Regions from separate parts of the Homo sapiens genome. Here all the other regions are linked to region 1. A link is a contact called in ENCODE Hi-C or POLR2A ChIA-PET data. All regions are on one chromosome and are shown on one strand. The core of a region is the stretch at or near the end of the contact, and the rest is flanking DNA. Distances in the headings are between cores, read along the strand shown.

Evidence for each region. A loop is a pair of places that touch in the nucleus more often than their neighbours do. ChIA-PET counts read pairs that join two places held with the same protein, here RNA polymerase II (POLR2A). Pooled maps may share reads with other maps.
Region 2: a map of CD4-positive, alpha-beta memory T cell shows a loop between it and region 1 (3-fold over the local background). The contact joins two enhancer-like sites. A Hi-C loop is called at or near these places in 1 of 168 maps with a recorded cell type or tissue (CD4-positive, alpha-beta memory T cell) and 8 of 50 pooled maps. POLR2A ChIA-PET finds 5 or more read pairs at or near these places in 1 of 52 experiments (activated T-cell).
Region 3: a loop to region 1 is called in a pooled map, with 5 times the contacts of the local background. The contact joins two enhancer-like sites. A Hi-C loop is called at or near these places in 5 of 50 pooled maps. POLR2A ChIA-PET finds 5 or more read pairs at or near these places in 2 of 52 experiments (GM12878 and MCF 10A).

The regions. Positions count from the first base shown.
Region 1 is chr9:78,117,674-78,120,557 of GRCh38, forward strand. No RefSeq gene overlaps it. Among named protein-coding and RNA genes, the nearest start is that of GNAQ, 87 kb to the left of the region's middle. Within about 2 kb of position 1,463, at least 5 of the 41 ENCODE cell types and tissues checked have a DNase peak (open chromatin) inside an H3K27ac peak, as active enhancers do.
Region 2 is chr9:77,908,094-77,910,977 of GRCh38, forward strand. The region is part of intron 2 of GNAQ (G protein subunit alpha q); the gene reads right to left. It overlaps LOC107987081 (a long non-coding RNA gene), which reads right to left. Exons shown (of 2, transcript XR_001746758.3): 2 at 1-2,884. Among named protein-coding and RNA genes, the nearest start is that of GNAQ, 120 kb to the right of the region's middle. Within about 2 kb of position 1,403, at least 3 of the 41 ENCODE cell types and tissues checked have a DNase peak (open chromatin) inside an H3K27ac peak, as active enhancers do.
Region 3 is chr9:77,943,521-77,946,404 of GRCh38, forward strand. The region is part of intron 1 of GNAQ (G protein subunit alpha q); the gene reads right to left. Among named protein-coding and RNA genes, the nearest start is that of GNAQ, 87 kb to the right of the region's middle. Within about 2 kb of position 1,476, at least 13 of the 41 ENCODE cell types and tissues checked have a DNase peak (open chromatin) inside an H3K27ac peak, as active enhancers do.

The sequences.
Region 1 (2,884 bases), core at 213-2,712:
CATGTAAAAATAAATACTATGTTATATGTATTTAGTGACACAATTTTTTTTTTTTTTTTTTTGAGACAGAGTCTCAGTCTGTCACCCAGGCTGGAGTGCAGTGGCCTGATCTCAGCTCACTGCAACCTCTGCCCCCCGGGTTCAAGCGATTCTCCTGCCTCAGCCTCCCAAGTAGCTGGGATTACAGGCGCCTGCCACCACACCTGGCTAATTTTTGTATTTTTAGTAGAGACGGGGTTTCACCATCTTGGCCAGGCTGGTCCTGAACTCCTGACCTTGTGATCCAACCGCCTCAGCCTCCCAAAGTGCTGGGATTACAGGCATGAACCACCATGCCCAGCTGACACATATTTATACCCAAATGTGTAAAAGCTGCATCAGAAGGATATGCACAAAAATCTCGAGATTGGTTATGCCTGGGGCGCAAAGAAAGGAAAAACAAGTGGAGTAATATTGGAAAAAGACCTTATATGAAATATATTATCAAGAAATAACTGGAAGAATTAGACAAATAAATGAATTTTGATTCATTTCTCACACCATGTACAAAAATTAACTCAAAATGAATCAGAAACAGGTGTTGATTCTGAATGTGAGCTTGGATTAGGGAAATAGTTTCAGATCTGATACCTAAAGCACAGCCATAAAAGAAAAACAATCAATAAGTTGAACTTCATCAAAATGCAAAACTTTTGCTCTATGAAAGACATTACAAAAAGACGGGCCAGGCATGGTAGCTCCTACCTGTAATTCCAGCACCTTGGGAGGCTGAGGCAGGCACATCACTTGAGCTCAGGAGTTTGAGACCAGCTTGGCCAACATGGCAAAACCCTGTCTTTACTAAAAATACAAAAATTAGCTCAGTGTGGTGGCATGTGCCTGTAGTCCCTGTAGTCCCAGCTACTCGGGAGGCTGAGGCAGGAGAATCATTTGAACCTGGGAGGTGGAGGTTGCAGTGAGCCGAGATTGTGCCACTGTACTTCAGCCTGGGCGACAGAGTGAGACCCTGTCTCAAAAACAGAAAAGAAAAAAAAAAGAAAAAGAAAAAGAAAAGAAAAGATAAGCCACAGACAGAGAAAAAATATTTGTAAAGCACTCTTCTGACAACAAACTTGAAGCCAGACTATATGAAGAACTATCAAAACTCAACCAAAAAAAGACCAAGTTTTTTTTTTTTAAATAGCAAAGTTTTGAACAGATACTTCACCAGAGGAGATATATTGGTAGCCAATAAACATATGGAAGGTGCTCAACATCATTAGTCATTACGGAAATGCAAGTTAAAACCATGATGAGACAATGCTACACTTACTAGAATAACTTTAAAAAAGAACCTGACAATAATATCAAGTGCTGTTGATGATGAGAGGCAACTGGAACTCTCAGATATTGCTGGTGGGAATGCACAATGGTACAACCTCACTGGAAAACCCTCAGGCAAAGAAATGCAGGTGCTGCTGTTGAAATCAAACAGCTTATGAGGAAGTGGTAAGGGCAAGAGAATATGGGTGGAGTACCCATAGTATCTGTTAATACTCCCACGTAATGAGTTCTTCAGTTCTGAATTTACTGAGAGCTCTGTCAGGTTCTTGTAAGTTGGCCAAGTCAACCATAAAAATTCTATTGCTTTGCATTTTTTACAGTGCAAGTCAGTTTCTCAATCCTGACTAAGAAACACAAGAAAGGAGGAAAGATGGGGCATTTGCCTGCAATGTCAGATACAACCAAGCCAAAAGCCTACACCCCAAAGCCCTGTGTATTTGGAGGTGAGCCTGCCCTGGTCCTCCAGGAGGATATCCAGGGTCGCCCAGACCAGATTTTGCTTTCTCACCAAGGAATGTCGCCCACCACGAATAAAAGATGCCTTTGCAGATTGAGGTTCCGGAGTGTGAGTTTATCAAAGAAGGAGCAGGAAGAAGGAAAGAAGGGAAAAAAGAAAAGCCCCCACATTTCTGCCAGCGCCTCATGCAGCTTACTAGCTCCTCTCCCAGGGCCTCCAGGAGGCTCTCTTCACATGGAAGGAGGCTGAAGAGCAGGTCTTCCAGCAGTTTAAAGTCTCTGGAGGAACTTGTGCCACAATCCATGCCTCCTCTACCAACTGAACTCTCAACTGGGTCTGTTGCCTTCTGCCAAATGTTATTTACATCTCCAGGAGACATAAATATTGGTCACAATGCCTGTGAATCTTGAAATTCTATTCTATTCTATTCTCCCACCTACTATAGTAAATTCCAGACAGCGATAGGCAAAAAAGAGCCCTAGGCAAGGGCCCACTTTATTCCATCTCTTTCCTTGGACAATTCTATTAGGTAACAAAAGAATCAACTTTATTAGGTATAATAGGCATGCAAGAAAAACATTTATTTAAAATGCACATCAGGCTGGGCGTGGTGGCTTACGCCTGTAATCCCAGCACTTTGGGAGGCCAAGGTGGGTGGATCACCTGAGGTCAGCCTGACCAACATGGAGAAACCCTGTCTCTACTAAAAATACAAAATTAGCCAGGTGTGGTGGTGCATGCCTGTAATCCCAGCTACTCGGGGGGCTGAGGCAGGAGAATCGCTTGAACCCAGGAGGTGGAGGTTGCAGTGAGCTGAAATCGGGCCATTGCACTCCAGCCTGGGCAACAGGAGAGAAACTCTGTCTAAAAAAATAATAAAATAAAATACAATGCACGTCAATGAGATTTAACAAATATATATCTCTGCATATAAGTCCCACTACAATTAAGTGATAGAGCACTTCCATCATTCCAGAAACTTTTTCTCATGCCCTTTGCAGCCAACCTCTGTCCTAGGAAACAACTGCTCTGCTTTCTGTTACTATAGCTTAGTTTCAACTTTTCTAGAATTTTTCATCTAAATGGAATTATATAGTATTATGC
Region 2 (2,884 bases), core at 153-2,652, 210 kb before region 1:
AGCATATTAAATGAAAAAGGCCCAGAAGTGGTTGGCTAAAGTTATTTCTCTCCCTTTTTCTTCTGTCCCTTTGCCTCTTTCGTTATTCGACTATCTGCCTCCTTCCTTACCTTACAAACACCCTGCAGTCAAGGGAAAAAAGTTAAGACTCCTTTATCTCAGCAGTGACAGAAATCCATGAACCCCTTCAGAAGGGCCCCCACTTTCATTGACATTCTGATGCCTTAAATCCTACCAGAGGCCAGCCACTGCTCCCAAGAAACCACTGTTGCACCGGATCATGGAACCCAAGTCTCATTCTTGGATCATAGCCTCTTGTATGTCTTTAAACAATAAGCAATTTCTTCTCAAATACTGTGCACTTTCCCCAAACAGATATACATTTCTCCTGACCTAGCACTTTCTGGGAAGAATTCAACAACCATTTAGTAGACACTGACTATGTTGATGTTATTGTCCCAAAAGTTTTGCATCTATATATTGTCATTAATGCTCACACTAACCATACAAAGTGAATACTATTATCTCCTCACATTTCCGACAAGGCATAGCATGGAGAGTTTAAATAATTTGCTGAATGTCTCATGGCCAAAATCCTATTGAAGTATTTTCTGGGATCTTCTCTCCAAAAGGTAGCCTACTGGTGATTTCATATTGCCTCTGGTGGCAGAGAGTCAGTTACTTCCAAGAGGCCTTTACTTTGGGCTGCTTCAGCATCAGCTTGTGAGGAAAGCAGAATCTCAGGCCCACCCTGGATCTACTGAAATACAAATATGCATTTTAATGAGAGCCTCACATGATTTGTATACATATTCAAGTTCGAGAAGCAATACTCTAGAACACAAAATCAATGTTCTCAACCTCACATTCAGTTAGGAAGACCCAAAGCTGTCATCACTGGAATATGTGGCACTTCTGTGCATATGAGAATAATGTACCCACCTCTCCACTTTCTGTTTATAGAGTCTGGCAAAAAGAGAGTGCTGTAGAGAGAAAAAGGCACCCCTTCCTCTGGGCCACCATTCTCCTCCATGGCTGGCAAAAACTGCACAACACTGATACACGCCACCCACAAAGCATATGGTATTGATTATTTTATGCCAAGGATCAAGGTCAACTGAAAGGTGAATCTAAAAGTATTTTAATCCCCAACTTTAGTGAGGTACTTTGACTGCAGTGTTCCATTAATACAATCAAACAGCTACATGATCTCATCCTGTTGCCATCCACCAGCTGCCCAGTAGATAGTAAAATGGCTAGAAGACGGTCAAGAGAAGAAAGACTAGGCTAGTGCCTTAGAGAATGCACACACAATCACCTAATTAACTGAACTCTTACCACAGAAGCACTGTTTTTAAGGACGTTTCACCACCTCACAGGGAGGCCAATATCGACAACACTCAGTACAGTCTTCTTTTTAGTTCAAAACCGTTATACTTTTTACCACAAAGGAAGTGTGCACATTGACAGAAGCAGATAACCTACCAGCCAATCCAATACTACTGCTCATCTCAGCGGGGATATCACATTTCTTGATATATGCCAGTCCTTTCAGTTACATTTCAGTTTTAACAAATAACACAAGATAGTAAAAAAAAAAAAAACAACAACTGCATATGCATCTTACAAAGTGGTAGCAACAACTTAAAGGTATCTTCTTAACAAATTCACTTTAAGAAACATAAAATCAGGAAAATAAAGGTGGTAAAAGTATACATTTATACGGGAAAAGCCAAAATGAGTAACTGCAGCTATTAATGAAGAGCTTATTTTTTTCTCTCCTGAAAGGAAAAGTATCATAATATAACATGAAATGACACAAAAAGTCATTTTTTAAAGTGCATTTCTTGCTGATATTCATGTTTGGATATACATGCTTGTACTAATGAAAATCATGAGTAGGTTAACAACATACTATTTAAAAACATAATTGCATAGCAGGTGTAAGTAATTTAGGGCAAAACAATATAATAAAGAATAAGACTACAATTCCTGAGAAGCAACAAGTTTTTAGGTTTTGATACATGCTATTAAAATGAAGGAAACTATTGCTTTGCTAAATATTAAGTAAGCACTACCCTGATTTTCTACAATAGCAAAAACTAAGTGCATCACTGAGATGACTTCTCCAGTGGCGTAAAAATGAGAAGGAAATGCCCCAGCATTTCTCATATCCTCCCTCGACCTCCATTCAGGCATTCACTTTCCTTGGCTCCAACAAATATATTCTGCCTAACTGAAAATAGATGCATTGTTTTAAAATTAACAAGGGAAAACAATACATTACTTGGTTTAAAAGAACAAGGAAAGTATTCATCTGATGCTTTGCCAGGAGTTAACCAAGAACAGCCAAATGACCAGCTTCACAACTTCCTACTAAAATGCGTTAAACTATGCCACATGTGTTTTATATGGTGGCTGTCAATTCCTGGTCATTCTGCGCAGGTTTGTCTAAGCAGCTGAGAGCAGTTTAGAGACAGGCTGCTAAAGCAGAGTTCGCTCATGTGTTTGGACCAATCAGTAATGTTCCTTAGAGTGCTATTTTTTTTTTTTAATCAGCCATATCAGTTTCTGTTGACTACAACATAGGAGATACTTAGCAAACATTTGTTGAATGACTAAAGAACATCATCTCCATTTAACAATGGACAACACTTTCAACTTTTCCAGACTATGTAATTCTCAAAACACATTGTGAACTAGGCATTAGAATCACCACTATTTTAGAAATAAGAAAACTGGAATTCAGAGACATTAATTTGCTTAACACCACACAACAGTTTTGTCGTAGAGTATGTTTCAAACCAAGTTGTGTATGACTCCAGTAGTTGTGTTCTTGTGTGTATACCACACAGTACACAAAACCCATCACGGTCAACAAGTG
Region 3 (2,884 bases), core at 226-2,725, 170 kb before region 1:
AAAAGTGTCTTCTCTTTCTATAATGATATAAATCTCTAGTATGCACATTCATGTGAGACCACTCTTAATTAAAGCTTGATTTCCTCTACTACACAAATTGGAAAAAAAAATAAAGTACCTTTATCCTGGAAGTAACTAACTTTTTTTTTTTTTTTTTTTTTGAGACGACGTCTTGCTCTGTTGCCCAGGCTGGAGTGCAGTGGCGTGATCTTGGCTCACTGCAACCTCTGCCTCCTGGGTTCAAGCAATTCTCCTGCCTCAGCCTCCCAAGAGTAGCTGGGATTTACAGGTACACAACACCACGCCTGGCTAATTGTTGTATTTTTAGTAGAGATGTGGTTTTGCCATGATGGCCAGGCTGGTCTCCAACTCCCTACCTCAGGTGATCCACCCACCTCAGCCTCCCAAGGTGCTGGGATTACAGGCGTGAGACACAGTGCCTAGCCAGTGACTTCTTATTTTAAAATTGTCCCATGTGGTGTTAGGCAACTACCAGAATACTGCTTTAGAAGAACATTCAATAGTGAGAAAATATGTTCCTCATATATTAGAAGAGAAAACAGGCAGGCAGTATGAACGAATGATACCTGTTCAAAATCTACTGATTCATTCAGAATACATACATAATATTAACAATAGGATATCTGGCTAATGGCAATACTAGTACTTTTTTTCTTAATCTTTTCAGTATTTCAAAAATCTGGTACATTTGAAAATAAATTACTTTCATAATCAAAAACTATAATAAAAGCATTTTAGAATTATTCCAGTGGGGCTCACAAATCTTCCGCCATACCAGATCACCTGGCTCCATCAAACAACCAATAGAGGCTGTTTTATGAAGCTGTGTATACAAGATGCAGGTTGTCACTTAAACCATTCATTTAAAACACTCAATCATCCTTGCACCATCAAGCCGCCTCACCCCATATATCCTCTTTAGACCAGAAACCAAACCATTCCTATTCCCTCCTCCACCAAACTTACCATTCAGCAACCTCTGAGGCCCCTCTGGTCAGGCCCAGTAGAAAATATGTTTGGGAGTAGGTGGAAGTTCATGGGACCCCTCACATAACTCTGTGAACCACCATTTCTTCCACTGAGGCATTGCTCCAACCTCTGCCACTCATTGTAACGCAAGAGAAATCTGGTCTGCCACTTTGACACTAACTTAGCTTGCCCAGTGTGAAATTAACTGTGTAAAGTACAGTAAAATATTCAGTGAACACAAGATGACACACTGCCTCTTTAAAGCAGCTGTGATTCCATAATTACCTGTTTGTGATTGGAGTGACAAGAAGATCTGAATAATTCAGGTATTCAGAGTCTAAATACTTTACGAAACAGCTAGTTCTGGAAGGATATAAATCCAAAGAGAGCAAAGGAAACAAGGGAGAGCCACTCTGCTCATGTGGGCTGTCCCATCCAAGAACACCAGGGGTCTCAACCCACCGCAGAGAATTCAGCAAGGCGGCTGGGGAAGCACAAAGGTCTGTCAGCTTTCCAGTTCCTTCTGAGTCTGTCTTCACAGTGCAACTTCCTTATTTGTTTGAAGTATTGTAAATTCCGAGAATATCAGGCACACCCATACTCAAATGTAAGTAGAAAAACACATCGCAAAGCCAAATACAAATTGGTTCTTGGGCTATTAACTGGGGATCATCCATCAGATAAGGCTGATTTTCTTCTTTTAAGTGTTTAATGTGGCACCTTCACAAAAGAGGTAAATCTATTTGCCAGCTTTGAAAATGTAGCACTTGAAACAGATATGAAGTAGCTATAAAGTTGCTTTACTCAAAAAGTAAGAAAATAAGTAGTTTAAAAAAAAAGAGAGAGAGAGATTTCTTAAATTCCACACTGCTTTGTTACCACTAAACTAAATGTACTGCCTCAGGTTGTGTCTGTCTGGGTTATGATTACATGCAAAACCTAGGTCAAAACGGCCCTCCATTATTTTATGCATGTGGCTTTTCAATAAAGTGTTTATTAGGAAAACAGAAAAAGCCTTCTTATTTTGGAAAATGCCTTAAAATGCTTAATTACCTAGGTTAGAGGTAAGCTACATACTCACGGATGAAAAATATATCCTCTTAGGGAAAAAAACCCGGTTGCCCTAATTATACATGGATGATCTAATTAAACTGTCATTCACAATTCATTAAAGCTATTAATAAATCATAAATGGGCAAAAGGGATAATATAGTTAAATTTATAGGAGCATTAAGACCTATTAAAGGCAGCCAAGTACTAGTGGTGAAGTTCCCTAAGAACATGAACTTTACACCTCATCCAAGGGACCCTTAGAGGCCGCATCTAAAGGCTCTAGACTGCCTCCTCGTTTATAAATGAGGAAACTGAGGTCTACTGAAGTTATGCGAATCACCCAAGTTTACATCCTCTAACTTTCCCACTACTTATAAGGTTGCCACACTTCCTGAATTGCAGGCATTTCTTCAGTCCTAAACAGAAAATGCTAGCATGCCTTGCTACTTTAAGTGGAGGACGAGAGCTTGATAATCATTCCTGGAATAGTTCACAGAACAAAATATTAGATGGGAAGTTAACTGACGCAGAGGAGAGAGGACCAAATGGTGAAGTGGTAACATCACTATCTACAGAACAACCACCATGCTGCTAGTGGATACTGCAAGAAGAGAGAAGCAACAGGAACTAAAGAAAAACAGAAACATTTTGTGAAGTCTGATGTGTCCAGAAAAAGGGTTCCTAGGAATTTCTTGGTGAGTAAAATATCCTTATTAGTAATCTACCTGTTGACAAAAGAAATTTTTGCTTAAACTAAGAGAATCACACTGCCAACCAAAACAGCAGAGTAACCACTATGTCAATAAAGGATTGAGAATAAGCAGAACATTTTCCAGCTCTA